Regions from separate parts of the Homo sapiens genome. Here regions 1, 3 and 4 are each linked to region 2. The links are chromatin contacts, found by Hi-C or POLR2A ChIA-PET in ENCODE. All regions are on one chromosome and are shown on one strand. The core of a region is the stretch at or near the end of the contact, and the rest is flanking DNA. Distances in the headings are between cores, read along the strand shown. Region 1 has its middle 95 kb from the start of LNX1-AS2. Region 2 holds the start of SCFD2 (sec1 family domain containing 2). Region 3 has its middle 160 kb from the start of LNX1-AS2. Region 4 has its middle 48 kb from the start of LNX1-AS2.

Region 1 (3,791 bases), core at 1,134-3,633, 320 kb after region 2:
GAGAATAGCCTCTCTGCACAACCATCTTCTCTGGAACTTGGGAGCCAAGAGTCCCCAGAAATGCCCCCAAGAAGTAGAAGTTATATCTAGGAGGCATACTTGGACCTCGGGATCTCTTTAGTGGCTTCGCCAAAAGACCACGGTAAAAAACCTACTCCCAATTTGATTAAGAAGATTAGCAAGTTGCCTGGAGTCCCCATTCCTCTTCTAAGACAGGAGAGAGAAGCAGGTACCCTAAGCAGCAGTGTGGCTTCAAATGCCCTGGGCTACTAGCTTTTTTTTTGGCATTAAGTAAAATGTGATTTGCATATAATTCTTTTCTCTAACCAACAAATCATTATAATTTGCTCTGGGAGAGCCAAGGTGAGTTTAACAAAATTAATATGTTGTCTACTGGAAAGAAAAATATTCTAAAATGTGATTTTCAGGTCTCTTTAGGCAGTGTTAAACATTTGTATCATACTCAGATTCAGGGGATCAGAAAATTTTAGAGCTGAAGGTGTCTTTAGAAATCAACTCATCGAGTTTTTACACTGAACTCAGAAAGCAGTTAGCCTGGAGAGAAGGCTTATTCAAGGTAACAGTCAAGGCAGAACTTGCTATGTGCCCAAGATGCTGAGCACTCTCTGAAGATCTTCCTGTTTTCAGGAATGGCTGCTAAGTGGTGAGATGAGATGTGAATGCAGGGACTGCAGCTCTGGAGCCTGACTCTTAACCACTATGCAGTAGTCATTAGGGAAGCACTGGGTTTTTGCAGCCAGACCTCCTGACCCCGCTCCAGTGTTTTTCCACAATCCCACCCAGCTTTCTATCTTGCCTTACTCCAGCCCACTGTGCATACAACTGCTAGGACAATCTCTGTAAAGTACAACCCTCATCATAATATTTTCTGCTTACAAACCTGCAATCACTTTCTCTTGCTGACTGAGGTTAGTACAAATTCCTCACTTTGTATTGAATGTCTGTGACAAAAATTTCTAGTCTTGTTTCTTAGAGTTTCCTTGCACTCCTAAACTCTTAAACCAAACTTGGCTGCAAACACTTCTCTAAAAGGAGCCTGTTTCTTCTGCCTTTTCCCAAGCTGTTTCCTAGACCTGGAGAGCCCTCCTTCCCTTTCCTTTAGAATAGTCTAAAAGTCCCTTTATTTTTCTTTTTTCTTGTTCTTCTAATAGATATAATTTAATGTGCCAGAGGCTGCTGATTGCCTGTCAATATCTATTTTCCCTTTCACCTTTTAGAAATAGAATCTTTGAGTTTTGCTAGTCATATAGCTCCTTGGAATGAAGGCGTTTCCCAGCTTCCATCATAACTCAGTGTCCAAGGAGCTGTGACCAGAAGCAAGGTGTACAACAACTGCGTCACACCTAAGAGAAGGAAGTACGTCTTCCCTCTCCTTCTCCCTCTTTCCACTAGATGAAATACAGACCAAGGTGGTGTGTTGGGGAGCTATACAGTCTTTAGCCATGCAGATAAAGGCAACAACATGAGACAGCAGAGCCGAGAGTTAGATGGAACCTGGGCCCCAACAAAATGGACCTGTCATATAAGCCCTGGACTCCCTGTGCTCAGACCATTAAGTATGAGGAAAAAATATTTCTATCTTGTTTAATTCTCTGGTTTTGGTATTTCTTGGCTGTCTTTGTTACAGTAGCCAATCTGTATCCTTAGAAATACATTCTTATGATGAGTTCATGTCCTTTGCAGGAGCATGGATGAAGCTAGAAGCCATCATTCTCAGCAAACTAACACAGGAACAGAAAACCAAACACCGCATGTTCTCACTCATAAGTGGGAGTTGAACAATGAGAACACTTGGACACAGGGAGGGGAACATCACACACCAGGGCCTGTCAGGGGTTGGGGGGCAAGGGAGGGAGAACATTAGTACAAGTACCTAATGCATGCGGGGCTGAAGACCTAGATCATGAGTTGATAGGTGCAGCAAACCACCATGGCACATGTATACCTATGTAGCAAACATGCACATTCTGCACATGTATCCCAGAACTTGAAGAACTTAAAGTAAAAAAAGAAAAGAAAAGAAATATAGTCTCACTTCTTTGATCATCTACACCCCTCTGAGTTTTTCCTAAAGGATTTCTTAAATTTACCATGTAGCAGAGTAAACATGGAATTTGAAGCTAGATAGCCCTGGCTTTGAATCCCAGCTCCACCACTTCTCAGCTGGGTGGCTCCAGCCTACTTGCTTAGTCTCTCTGAGCTTCAGTTTCTTTACCTGCAAGCACTGAAGACAACAGTCCATGGAGTAACTTTCCACTATTCTGAGCTGCCTCTCTAGGGTGATTTTCATCTGGCTGTGTGGACCTCATGAGTCACTCTTCTCCACTATAGGAAAATACCAACCACAGAAACCAAAATGTTCACATCTGCTACTCAGGCACCCTCTCCCACGAAGCAAGCTGGAAATGCTGACACATTCTGCAGCTCTCCCTTGGCTGTAATCTGGGCAGACCATCACCCCTCTGTTTGTAGATGCAAGGCTATGATTCACCCTTCCTCAATCCAATTCCTTACATAAAGAGATTATTATAATTCCAAATTCCCAGCTTATTCTTCATACACTCATAGATGCTTAGAGTTACAAGGCACTTGAGGGTCTTGTGGTCCAATCTTCCCTCTGAAATCAGTGCGGCCCTGGTGAGGACTTCCTCCACAGCCTGTCTCACCAACAGGCATCTTGCCTCTGCTGAATGTGCCTACTTGTCACATGGCAGCCTGTTCTATTTTTTGACAGCAAAATCATTATAAGTTTCTTCCTGATACCTTTATTTAGTCCCATTTCTGGAAGGCTCATTACTTAAAAATGTTAACCCAGGATGGAATAATTCAGAGACTGTGCTCTACAGAGCTAATCTAATTTCTTGTATACATCTTTATTGATGTCAATTTTGGGAGACTTATCTTCATCATCTTCTTCATCTTCTACTATCTCACACATGGCTAGTGGTTTTCAAATGTTTCTAATCAAGCATCTCTATCAGTAAATACTTTTTGAGCATGTCTCTCCAAACATATCCATACTTATTTATATAATAATATATGTATTACTGTGTTAGCATTTTAGAAAATGAATGAGACACATATAAAAATAGATATTAAAGATGATAAGAAAAATGTAAATGTGAGTTCAAATAGTTCCTGCTCGCATTTCAAGGGATCATCTTGCACATCCCCTGGGCTGCAGATCTCTCTCTTTGGAAATGACTGAGCTATTCATGATGCCCCTCCTCACCAGCATACAAGCCCTATATGAGGACAGAGATTCTGTCTTATGTTCTCTGTTGTGCCCGGTGCTTAGAACAATGTCTGGCTTAGAACAGTATCTGGTGCACAGGACACATTCTGTAACTTTTTTTTAATCAATCAGTGATTCCCAGATCTTTATTTATAGCACAGATTCTTCATTTCCAACTGTCTACAAGACAGCTTCACCTGGATCTCCTCAGGTATTTCAAACCCAACACACACCCAGCTGAACTCTTCATCTCTAGTGTCTTCCCCCACCAAAGTGTCATCATTTGATTCTCACTGCCTACTTCACACCTGTCCCCCATGTCGCTAAACTGGTTGACATTAAACACACAACTGACTGATCTCACTTTAAATTAAAGACCATACATCTCAGGTGGACAGCCTCCATTGCTCCTCAATTCAAATACATCTTCTATCCCACTTCCTCTCCTGATCTCGTGGCTAATTCGCCATATCTCCTTCCCACTTCTCAAAACTTCAGCACCCTTCTACTTCCTTACTATCAGCTGAATATTTTT
Region 2 (4,129 bases), core at 885-3,384:
GGGAGGGTACAAAATTATGTGAACTTCCCAGTTGATTATGAAACAACTTTGCTACATTTTTGGCATAAAGAGATAGAAGTAACAGTAATATATAGCATCCACAAAAAAACTCAACAAGCATCTACTTATCAGGTTTTATCTTTTAATCCCCTATGGACTCTGTGATGCTACAGTTATTACTTATATATTTAAATCACAGACTGGACACCTGGTTTTTCCAGTCACATAATTAAGTTTACATCTCAGTATTACCATTTAGCCTACTTTCCATTTTTTATCTGAAAATTAATCTTATTAAGATTAAAAACTCAAATATACCTATTTCGTTTTTTATAACTTAATTCAACTTTTTTTCTGACCGATTAAAGGGAATGCCTACCAATGTCAGTTTTCCGATTATTCTCCCTGGACTTGGAAGTGGCTAGGCTATATTACTAACAGTATTATACAACCTAATTAGAGAACAATAAAGTTGACCTTTGAAAATAACATATCAAACATCAGAAAGTGTCTTTTCTTCATCTGCTTTAAGGATTACATTTGTTTCTTTTGTGTAAATAATACATTATTACAATTTGAGATTATTTACTTAATCTTTAATACAATGAGAGCTAAAAATAAATCAATAAACATTTGAAAATATTTTCTACAATTCTATTTCATCTCATTTACTAGTAACATTTAAGTTCAGCCTCACTTTTGAACACTCATTTCCTAAACCTCAATTGTCTGTAATAATTTTATGTTTTCTTGTGCAGTAGTTTTCCTTCCGCTGGGTCATCTATTAACACTTCTCCAACAAACCAGAGTCTTCTTATGAAGGACTGTTGTGAATACTGGCATTCGTAAATTTCTAAAAATAAAATTTCCCAGGTGCACAGTTTTCCTCCCTGTCAGCATAATCTTGGGCTAAAGTTGTTGTTTAACAAGGCAATGGGCATTTATGACATTTCTACCCATTACAGCATTTAACAAATGTTATTGTAATTGCTAATTCACCTGTCTGTATTCCACTTTAGACAATAAACTCTGTGAGATTAGAGACCGTGTCCATCTAGTTCATCTTTGTATCCTCAATCTAATATATAATAAAAGGTCAATAAAATATATGCTGAATCAATGAAAGTCCCAGCAATGTGGGGAATGGTAATGAAGAACTCCAGAGCAATGCACTTACCTGTGAGATCCAGGGTTCTGTCCACAAAAACCACTGATGCCCTGCCTGCAGCAGTCTTCTTCCTGTTCTTTGCAGGGGCATAATTGGCCAGATCCGCAGCGATGACCTGACTTAAGGAACCTACAGCAAAACACTCCTCCCGTACTCCTAAATGTTCACACAGAGAACTGAGGCCTGACACTAGGCATCTGATCTGCAGCAGCAGCTCTGGGGTTAGCGTAGTGGAGTCCACATCACCCAGGCTTCCCAGCTTCCTCTTGTCCGGTCGGGCGCTATTAAGGAGGTGCACATCCTGGGGTAGCAGTGGGAAAAGGGATGCAAAAGCTGGAGTCAAGGCAAAGTGGGGAGCAACAGGGGCAAGCAATAACGGGACATGGAACACCTCGGCCGTGTAGTTCATGTTGCCCATCCATTCACACAGCTTCTCCTCCAGCTGCTCGAACACCGGCTGCTGCCCCTCCATCTCGGCCGCTGCCGCCGCTGGGACATGATTAGCTGTGAGGTGGACAGCGTGGCTCACGGTTGTGACCACCACACAATACTGGAAGTGACTGCGGCAGATGATGTCCCGTAGGATCTCCACGGTCCGGCCTTTCAGCAGGCAGCTCAGCACAAACACTGCCTTGGGCTGCTTGGCTCCACCACCAATTGCGTCGGGCTCGAACTCTCGCAGGTGACAGTCAGGACCCCCCACCGCCTCCAGGAGACGGGTGGATCCGCAGCCCCAGTGCAGGCTCTCGGCGCAGGCGGCGTCCAGGTAAACCACAGCCCGTTTCACTTTGGCCAGCACCTGCTCCCATCCTTGCTGGGTAAAGGACAGTACGCCCGAGGCGCTCATGGTTGGGGATTCGCAGACTTGGGAAACTACGGTGCAGGAACTTCTTTCAGAACTCACCGCTTCCGGAAATTGGGCTCCGGGAGACTTTGACAGTCTCCACAGTACACGTGGTCGGCCTCTGACACGCTCCCTGATGGCGCTCGGTGATGACGTTAAACTGAGCGGTGATTGGCTAGAGAGGAGGCCGGGAGTGAGGAAGGATGGCGCGGTCGGGAAAGAAGTGGGTGGGGCTCTGTGGCTCCGGGCTTCCTCAAAAGCTCGTGGAGATCAGGTGTTTCCTGAGATGGAGCTGAACTGAGTTCTTTCCGTCGCTCGGCCTGTCTGCGCAGATAATCTTCTCAGATAATCTTCTCATGTTCCTTGAAAAGTCTCCGAAATAAAAACCTAATCCGAAATTTGGTATCTTCCTTAGATATGAACACGTCTCCAAAAGTACAGCCACCTTCTCAATCTAAACTCAGAGCAACTAGAAAAAGATAATAAAAACAACCGTGTGCAATATTTTGGGTTTATAGATTGCTGTCACATACGTTATCGCCCACAAGCCTCATAACAAACCCTGTTGTTCTCATTTTCACTTTCTCCATCTTTCCTCCCTCATCTCATCGTCACTACATCTTATAGGCTTAAAAACTCTCAGAATTCAGCCCTTCCTCTCCATTTTTGCTGTCACAAAAACCCAACATCATCGCTCACCCAGGCAATGATCTCCCAACATTTTCTGACTTTTGATCTCTTTACCCTCCAATTCTATTTTCTTCCTAATAAACAAAGTTGGTCCTACAACTTTCCTGCTTAAAAGCTTCTCCTAGCCCAGTTGCCTATAGGATACATCCACACTCTTTAAAAAGCATCAACATCCTTCTTGATTTCTCAATTTCTCTCCAGCTATTCCCAACATGGAGAAAAATTGTACCGATACAATGAAGTCAATAGGCTGAACCCAAAATGTTTTATGGGTTCTGTTTGTTCCACCAATATACTTACATTACTAAGTATAATCTCTGTGCTAAGCTTCAAAGATGCAATGGTTAATAAAATTCATTACCTAATCCACAAAGAATTTACCTGGTAAACTTACCGAAAATAATCATTCCAACAGTACTGCCTGTGAGAGACTTTTTCTAACTCACCACCACTATCACCCTATCACCTCTCACTTCCCCCACCTATCAAACCACTCAATTGATACATTCGCTAAGTACTTGCCATATCATGGGGTAAGTATTAACACTATTTTCTTTAAACTATCTGTTTTGCTAAATTATGCACTAGATGCTTGGTATCCCCAACACTTATAACAGGTGTTCAATAAATGTTCGTTGAATGAATGTTCAATTAATATCCATGGCCAGGCGCGGTGGCTCATGCCTGTAATCCCAACACTTTGGGAGGCCGAGGTGGGCAGATCACCTGAGGTCAGGGGCTCAAGACCAGCTTGGCCAACATGGTGAAGCTCCGTCTCTACTAAAAGTACAAAAAATAGCTGGACATGGTGGCAGGTACCTGTAATCCCAGCTACTCGGGAGGTTGAGGCAGGAGAATCACTTGAACCCAGGAGGGAGAGGTTGCAGTGAGCCAAGATGGCACCACTGCACTCCAGCCTGGGCGACAGAGCGAGACTCTGTCTCAAAAAAAAAAAAAATTCCACATAATAATATATCCAGCCAATTTTTAATAAATACGTACAGTATTCCAAACACTGTCTGGGTTTTAAGGATATAAAGAAAACTAAACCACAGCCCTGATTTCAAAATAATTATGATGAAATAAAGGGACCCACACATGTAAAACAAGTGCAATAAAATGTTACAGAAGCAAATACTTTTTAAAATTTTTTGTATAGGAGTCAAGAAGGAGGAAAAATAAATTCTAAGAGAAAAAGGAAGAAGTCAGAAAAAGCTTCATATAGGGCATGAGTTTTGACTTGCCTTCAAAGAAACCCAGGTGTTCACCAGGTGGACAGGATGGGGAGGAGGATTCTTAGCAGTCCAGGCACAGAGTGCAGCATAAACAAAGTCGTAGAGGCATAAAACAGTACAATATGTTCTCTGGAACTACAAAGGGTTTCCTATAGCTGGAGTGCATTGTATGAAAAAAGGCGCAAGAAGAAA
Region 3 (3,843 bases), core at 1,083-3,582, 380 kb after region 2:
TTTGAGGGCTTCAAATTTAAAGGGGAAAAGAGGGGGATATTGAGATATACACAATTTGCATGCAAGAGGGGCAGTAGGGGAAAAAATAGTCACTTATGCCTTTGTCTGGCTCAGTGAATGTGAATTTTTACATATGATAGCATAGACAATAGGGCAGAGGAAACAATAAGATATGCGTTTGCGTCAGGTGGGCAGAGGGATGACTTTGAGTTCTGTCCTATGTCCCCACACCTGTGAAGATAAGCTATCAATTTATATTGCCATGGTGAATTTTAACAGAAATGCTTTAAGGTAAAGATCTTGGGGCCCACAAGGAATTTCCTTGTGGGCAAACTATGAGGGAGATGTGTAGCTTTTCATCGTGTAGCCATCTTATTTAGGAAAAAAAGTGGGAGGCAGGTTTGTGTGACCCAGTTCCCAGCTTGATTTTTCCCTTTGGCTTAGTGAGTTTGGGGTCCCAAGATTTATTTTCCTTTCATAGCTTATAGTAGTAAAATTAAATAAATCAGTCTTTGTCTACAATATGGGTGACAGTAACATTTCTCAGTTTATTGTTTTGTCTTTGGGCTTTGTTTTGCTCTGTTACATTTTATGTGATCAAATTTATAAATCTATTCTTCATAGCTTCTGGGTTTTATGTCACACTTTAAGAGATCTTTATTATTCCAAGAAAATAAAATACTGCCTTTATTCTAATGCTTTCATAATTTTTTTTATGTTGCAAAAATAGACCAAGATGAAATTTATTTTAGGTAAGAAATGATGTAAGGATTCAGCTTCCTTTTTTTCTCTCTCTCTCTCCTGTCTCTTTCTTTTATCCCCTCAGATCACTAGTCTATTGTCACACTATTTATTGATTTATTTATTATTTGACCCTTACCTGAAATGTCACCATTTTTACAAATCACATTCCCATTCATACTTAAGTATTTCTCTGGGCTCTATTTTGTTCCAGTAATCATTCTGTCTCTTCATGTACTAATATAATTTTGTCTCAAATACTGCAGGATCATAATACATTACTAGTTTCTATTAGGGCTATCCTCACATAGCTTCCATAAAATAAAGTTTGTTTGTTTGTTTATTCATTTTTAAAAAGGACCCTGGTTATGCCTCAAAGAAAAGACATAGTGATAATGATCTAGCATTATATTTTACAAAATCTACTCCACATATATTTTTTAGGTTTCTGCTCATATATATGAGCAAAATCATGCAGTGTATATAAGTCATTTCCTCCTGGGTCATCATATGTTCCTGATCTGGGGCACACTGTGATTTGAACCTAGTTATTGGTGTAGTGGCAACGGGGGCAGTTGTTGTAGTCTTGTGGAAAATGAGCATCCCCTCGGAACATTGCTATCCCAGCGGAGGTTACTGCAGGGCTTTCAACCAAAGAAAGCGTGGTCTCCCCAAACACAGAAGAACAAGCAAGGGAGGCTCAGAGTGACGTGGGTGTGTTTAGAATCAGTTCTAACCTGATGCCTCACTCCAAGTTTCAGTGTCTCATGCTTTCCCATTTGATTTCCTATCTTTTACATCAGAAATTTGGCAAGGCTGTGAATCCAACTGAAATTGTAATTCTGCAAGCCTCCCAATTAAATTTTATGTTTGATTTTTATCAATATCAGCCTGTGGCCATAATAAATAAAAGATTATTTTTGGGCTGCCCTAGAAATGTCTAGTTTGCCACTCATGACTTGAACTGAAAATTAAAGGAATTTTAGCCTGTCATTTGCTTTCTGTAAATGCTACAGTACACTCCAGAGGATCCATCCAACATCATAGTCCTTGCTTTAGTTTGCACTTCATCACAATTACCATAGTTTGATTAATTGCAAAGCTATTACCTGCCATGGATTATTAGTATCAATTTCCCACTGGCAAAGAAATTGTCTCTGCACTGAAGCCTAAAATCATGATCAAACTAGTACCAAATCTCATGTGTGAGGGTCTGTCTTTTAGGACCACTACTGGTATCAATTCTGTAAGGTCTAGTCAGGAGATAGCTACACACCAGTAATTTGAACAGAAAAAATGTAATATACAGAATTATGAGCTAGTAAAATGCAATTAACTACTAAAAGAGAACTAGAGAATATAGAGAAGAAGCTCCTACCTCTAGAATGGAGAGAACATAACATAAAGAATTAAGAACATGAAAGAAGGTCCCTCCTCCAAGGCTGAATTCAGCCCTCAGTGGGTATCTTGTGGCTGACACAGAAACATGTAGCCTCTCAGTGGTAAAGAAACTTGTCAGAAAGTTTGGCCAGAGCTGGTCTGTAGGAACAGCTTGCTAGGTGGTTGAGACACTCTAGAAGGTGCAGGCAAGCTGCAGCTGGTTTGCAGGAACTGAAACTGGGTGGCTAAGTTCACTGGAGCGAGCTGGTGGGCTGAGCTGGAGAGCAGGACATGGCCAGCTGGGGTACCAGGGGACTGGAGCTGACTTATAAGAAACAACCTGCAGGCAGCTGAGGGGTCACAGCTGGTCTACAGGAAGTGGTCTGCTGGGTGCAGGAGAAACTCACTAGAGAGTGAACGACTTGGGCCTCCTGTCTGCCTGTTTGCTGACAGCTGTACCATAAGAGAGTAAGAGCACCATAACTGAAGATAAGCCTCTTCCTCTGCTATGACCTTACAGCAACACCCCAGTACCCTCTATTGACAATTAGGCTAACACTTCGGCAGTTGGGAAAGGAGAAATGTTTACAGGGTCCAGTCCCGCTACCACCAATAGAGCAAAGATGGATGCATTTGGAGCTGAGAGGAAATGGGTTGATAACTGGCACAACTAGTATGGATTATGTTTGCCAGTTTCAGGATCTCTATTCTGATGGTCTGGAGATCTCTTATATTTGATGATCATCCACTGTTAATAAGGGAAACACCCAAACCCTTTAACCAACGTGGTGCTTCATTTTCTCGGGTTTCCTGTGCCTCTCCACGTAAGGGCCTTTAAAATCTACAATGTCAGCAGCTTCAGTGCTCAGACTCATGGTCCATTTGCAAGGACAGCTGGTGAAATAAATAACATCTTTGTGGAAAAAGACAGAAAATAATGAAATAATATAAATCAAAACAAAGAGATCACCATAACCAGAGAATGGGATGCTAAGTGAGAGTCCGTTTCCTTGAGTGCTAGCTGGAAGCCAGCATGTAAGGAAGACTGAACTGAACTCATAATGTCCCCAGGACACTGTGAGTGGAGTGATGAACATAAATTATTTTCTTCAGTTCCTGTGATGAGAAATATGACTCCTAGTTAAGATAGTTGGCAAAATTCAAGATATCAACTATGGATTGTGCCTGTTTTAACGGTAAAGCAGCACTTGCCATTAATACAGCGGATGTTGGCCAGGCACAATGGCTCACACCTGAAATCCCAGCGCTTTGGGAGGCTGAGGTGGGAGGATCACCTGAGGTCAGGAGTTAGAGGCCAGACTGGCCAACATGGTGAAATCCTGTCTCTACTAAAAATACAAAAATTAACCGGGCATGGTGGCACACACCTGTAGATTCAGCTACTTAGGAGTCTGAGGCACAAGAATCGCTTGAGCTTGGGAGGCTCAGTGAGTTGAGACCACACCACTGCACTCCAGCCTGGGTGACAGAGCGAGACTCCGTCTCAAAAAAAAAAAAAAAAATACAGTGGATCTCAGAATAGGAAACCCCGTCTCCCAGACTAGCAGTGTCAACGTCACCCAGGAACTTACCAGAAATGCAAATTCTCAGACCCCACCCACACTTACTGAATCAGAGACTCTGGAGCTGGAGTCCAGCAATCAGTGTTTTAATAAGCCCACCAGGTGATTCTGATGTGTATTAATATTTGAGAACCACCGG
Region 4 (4,077 bases), core at 881-3,380, 280 kb after region 2:
ACTGTTCTACCAAAAAGACACATACTTGCATGTTCACTGCTGCACTATTCACAATAACAAAGACATGGAACCAACCTAGGTGCCAATCAATGGTGATTGGATAAAGAAAATATGGTACATATACACCATGAAGTACTATGCATCCATGAAAAAGAACAAAATCATGTCCTTTGCAGCAACATGCATGCAGCTGGAGGCCATTCTTCTCATTGAATTATCACAGGAACAGAAAACCAAATACTGCATGTTCTCACTTGTAAGTGGGAGCTAAACATTGGGTGCTCATGGACATAAAGATGGCAACAATAGGCACTGGGTACTACTACAGCAGGGAGGAGTGAGTGGGGGTAAGGATTGAAAAACTATTGGGTGCTATGCTCAGTACCTGGGTGACAGGATCATTTGTACCCCAAACCTAAAAAAAAATTCTTCCTTATATTTATTTAAAATCTGCTTCCTAATAAATTTTCTTTAATTAAAAATGTTAATATCCCAGAAAAAATAAGGCATCTTGAAACAGAAACGTACATTAAACAAGGTTATTTATTGATTGGCTGATGAAAATGGTGCAAACAAAGGCTCACAGGAACCCAACTTCATTCTTGCTAAGTAGAATGGACTGTTTTGGGGTCCTAAAGTATCAAAAGGGCTGTTTCTTCTGTCGCCCACTTACCAGCTGTTCATATCTCATGACTGCAAACACAGTGGAGAAGCCAAGTCAGAGGCATAATCAAGAGTTATTTAGGTCAGGTGTAGTGGCTCATGCCTGTAATCCCAGCACTTTGGGAGGCCGAGGCGGGTGGATCACTTGACGTCAGGGATTTGAGACCTGCCTGAGCAACATGGTGAAACCCTGTCTCTACTAAAAATAAAAAAAATTAGCCAGGCATGTTGGCGCATGCCTATAATCCCAGCTACTTGGGAGGCTGAGGCACAAAAATTGCTTGAACCCAGAGGCAGAGGTTGCAGTGAGCTGAGACTGCACCACTGAACAGCACTCCAGCCTGGGCAACAGAGTGAGACTCTGTCTCAAAAAAAAATAAAAATAAAAAAGAATTATTTATATACATATACCAAGTAGACAAAAGTATGCCTGATGATCTGGAAGGAAACAGAAAAATAGAATGACAGTGGTGGTGGGAGTATAGGTTTTTAACATTCTTTTGTTCCCATTTCCAATTGTTGGCATTTCTTTGTAGATTTACGTATTAAAAACAAGAACGACTGTCAGGAAGGCGAGGAAGCACTGCCTAACAGAGCATGGCAGTGGTGGAAAAGCAGACCAGGGAGCCCACAAGGAGACAATGATAGAGAAGTCTTTCTTTGGGAGAGCATCCTTAGCTGTGGAACAGGCCGAGATGCTTACAGAGGAAGGATGGACCTCTGTATAAGCTCTGTAGCCTTCTCAGTAAAAAGTAAACAGAAAAAAATGGGGGGAGAGAAGGAATGAAGAAAGTGAGTCTATGGCCTTAGTGCTTCTCTGCTTAGGATAGAGCACTGGCAAGCATATGAAAACACATACATTTCATTGCTAAAAATAAAGAATCAAAAGTGCTTTTGTTTAAGCCTTGATGTGATATTAGCAATAAAGAGCCACCAGTTGCAGGAGAACCACAATACATCCATAACCCCCAAAATATATTAGTTTAGGGGAATTGTTGTCAACAGTAGGAACAATTAAGACTGTGTTGTTATAGAAATACTGTGCCTAGCTGGTTTGCAAAAGAAAACTGCCTCTGATGACTTAGGTCTGGAGGGCCTTTGAAGGCAGTTTCTTTCCTGTGACCAGTAACTGATTTTTCACAAAATTGTGCATTGACTATTTCTCACAAGAGGTTTTGAAAATGAAGCTGGGTTTCAGGTTCGACTCACATGAGCTACTTTTATTTGGACAGTCTTTGTTTTTCTCAGTCTCGTCGGCAGTCCTTCCGGGGCCTTCCTCAATCCCTGGCCGGGGCTGAGGCCTGGCCGTTGTTTGGGATGAAAAGGTATTGGAAGGCTGGCTGCTAATTGGAGCTTGCACCTGCAGACCCCAGCCTTGGAGGCGACTCGGCACAGGCTACTGCTCTATGTGTGTATGCTTGTGTGTGTGCATTTTATTTCCTCAATGAACACTGGAATGTGGCATGGTTTTTTGGCCTGGGTATGCTGGAGGAGATCCAAGCTGCTTGGCCACTTTCTCTGTTCTGGGGAAGGGCGGGGTGGGGGGGCACCTCCTTTACTCTCTAAGAAGGAGGGATTTCTAGCTATGCAAATATATCCAGTGCATTCTGATCTAATCTCTTCTGGCCCCAAGAGGGGACTTACCCAGATAAGAGGCGCTCTTCAGAGAAAGTGAGAGGGTGCCACAGCAGGGCTTTCACCCACCAATAAGCTGATGAATTTTTAATGAGTTTCTCACACTTCACTCTAGTAACATTATCCAGGCAGTGCTGAAGAGGAATGGCTACAACCTCTGTGCTCAGCCAAAGACGAGAGAAATGGACAAAATACCCAGGTGGACCTAACGACCATGCCTCTGTTTCTCCCCACCCCACAATACCCAGGGGTTCAACCTAATGCACATATTTAATTTTGTGCATCTGATCAATTTTGGCATACATATATGCCCATGAAATCATCACTGCAATCAAGGAACAAATTCATTTTCTTTCTCTTTGTAATCTCTCCCTCTCACTCCCCATTCACCAGGTCCCCAGGCAAGTATTGATCTGCTTTCTATAACTAGACTGCTTGCACATTCCAGAACTCCATATAAATGAAATCAAACATTGTGTATTCTTTTTGGTGTCTGGCTTACTTCACTTGGTATGATAATTTCAGGATTTATTCATATTGTAGGTATCAACAGTTCATTCCTTTTTTTCTGCTTAGTATTGCATTGTGTGGACACAGCACAGTCTGTTTATTCATTCACCTGTTGATGGGCATTTGGGTTGTTTCCAGTCTGAGGCTATTACCAAGAAACCTGCCATGAAACCAAGACAGGAGGATTGCTTGAGGCCAGGAGTTAGAGACCAGTCTGGGCAACATAGTGGAGAACTCATCTCTACAAAAAATAAAAACATCAGCCAGGTTTGGTGGTACACGCCTGTGATCCCAGCTACTTGGGAGGCTAAGATGGGAGGATTGCTTGAGCTCAAAAGGTTGAGGCTGCAGTGAGCCATGATCACATTACTGCACTCCAGCCTGGGCAATGCAGAGCAAAATCCTATCTTAAAAAAAAAAAAAAAAAAAAAAGGTCAAAGCAGGCCCAGACCATTTCCACTTTTTGAAGTTCTTGGGATATTAAAAATGAAAGAAGGAATCCCAAAATAGACCTATAAAATATGCTATATTTAAAATGTATACATGCTTTTGAACATATTAAAAATTCAACATGTAGGTAACACTGGAAATGATATCAGGATTTTGAATTTGAAGCTCAATGTGGGGCCTAGGACAAAGGGTCTCCTGGCCATTGACCACTTTGTGATGGGTCCTGAGGGGCCAGCACCAGCTAGGGGCCCTTCCCACATACCCTGTACACTCTAAAGTCATATGTGGCACGGTTATTCTTTATATGCTTGGGGTCAAATCAATGCTACAGAGATAGCTCTGGAAAGAAAGAGCATTTTCTGGGTGTACACAGATTTTCTGCCAGAACTGGGAAGGCCAATCACAAACACTGGCCTTTTGGAGAGATCCCTTGCTCTACTCACCAAAATCAGCAAGCCTGCGGGGTCTGAGGTTTCCTTTGGGTTGACTATAGTCTTGGATGTCTCTGCTTACTTTGAGATCAGAATGGTGCCATGACCATGAGAGGGGTCGCTCCACTTGAAGAATCCCCAGATCCCTCCCAGCCATGGCATGGAAGCTCCCACCCTCTGAGGACCGTTATGGTCGCCTGGGTGTAACTTTAGTCTCCTTTTGCCTTTGGGTGTGTCTAGTGTAATGGTTCTCTGTGTGGGGTGATTTTGCCCTCCAGAGGCCACTTAACATTGACTGGAGACATTTTTGGTTGTTACAACTTGGGGAGTGCTATGGGCATTTAATAGGTTGAGCCTAGGGTGTTGCTGAACATTCTACAATGCACAA

What was found. A loop is a pair of places that touch in the nucleus more often than their neighbours do. ChIA-PET counts read pairs that join two places held with the same protein, here RNA polymerase II (POLR2A). Pooled maps may share reads with other maps.
Region 1: a pooled map shows a loop between it and region 2 (6-fold over the local background). The contact joins the enhancer-like site here to the promoter of SCFD2 in region 2. A Hi-C loop is called at or near these places in 5 of 50 pooled maps.
Region 3: a map of OCI-LY7 shows a loop between it and region 2 (7-fold over the local background). The contact joins the enhancer-like site here to the promoter of SCFD2 in region 2. A Hi-C loop is called at or near these places in 1 of 168 maps with a recorded cell type or tissue (OCI-LY7), 15 of 37 single-sample maps with no recorded cell type and 6 of 50 pooled maps.
Region 4: a loop to region 2 is called in a pooled map, with 3 times the contacts of the local background. The contact joins the enhancer-like site here to the promoter of SCFD2 in region 2. A Hi-C loop is called at or near these places in 4 of 37 single-sample maps with no recorded cell type and 9 of 50 pooled maps. POLR2A ChIA-PET finds 5 or more read pairs at or near these places in 1 of 52 experiments (common myeloid progenitor, CD34-positive).

Annotation. Positions count from the first base shown.
Region 1 is chr4:53,685,993-53,689,783 of GRCh38, forward strand. No RefSeq gene overlaps it. Among named protein-coding and RNA genes, the nearest start is that of LNX1-AS2, 95 kb to the left of the region's middle. RefSeq lists enhancers at 2,197-2,246, 2,277-2,486. Within about 2 kb of position 2,384, at least 2 of the 41 ENCODE cell types and tissues checked have a DNase peak (open chromatin) inside an H3K27ac peak, as active enhancers do.
Region 2 is chr4:53,363,927-53,368,055 of GRCh38, forward strand. SCFD2 (sec1 family domain containing 2) reads right to left here and starts at 2,135. Exons shown (of 9, transcript NM_152540.4): 1 at 1,178-2,135. The coding sequence starts at 2,015. RefSeq lists enhancers at 1,561-1,610, 1,831-2,030, 2,051-2,100.
Region 3 is chr4:53,746,104-53,749,946 of GRCh38, forward strand. No RefSeq gene overlaps it. Among named protein-coding and RNA genes, the nearest start is that of LNX1-AS2, 160 kb to the left of the region's middle. RefSeq lists enhancers at 2,245-2,454, 2,505-2,554. Within about 2 kb of position 2,333, at least 5 of the 41 ENCODE cell types and tissues checked have a DNase peak (open chromatin) inside an H3K27ac peak, as active enhancers do; they include OCI-LY7, where a contact is called at or near this core.
Region 4 is chr4:53,639,006-53,643,082 of GRCh38, forward strand. It overlaps a transcript of LNX1 not described here. Among named protein-coding and RNA genes, the nearest start is that of LNX1-AS2, 48 kb to the left of the region's middle. Within about 2 kb of position 2,131, at least 3 of the 41 ENCODE cell types and tissues checked have a DNase peak (open chromatin) inside an H3K27ac peak, as active enhancers do.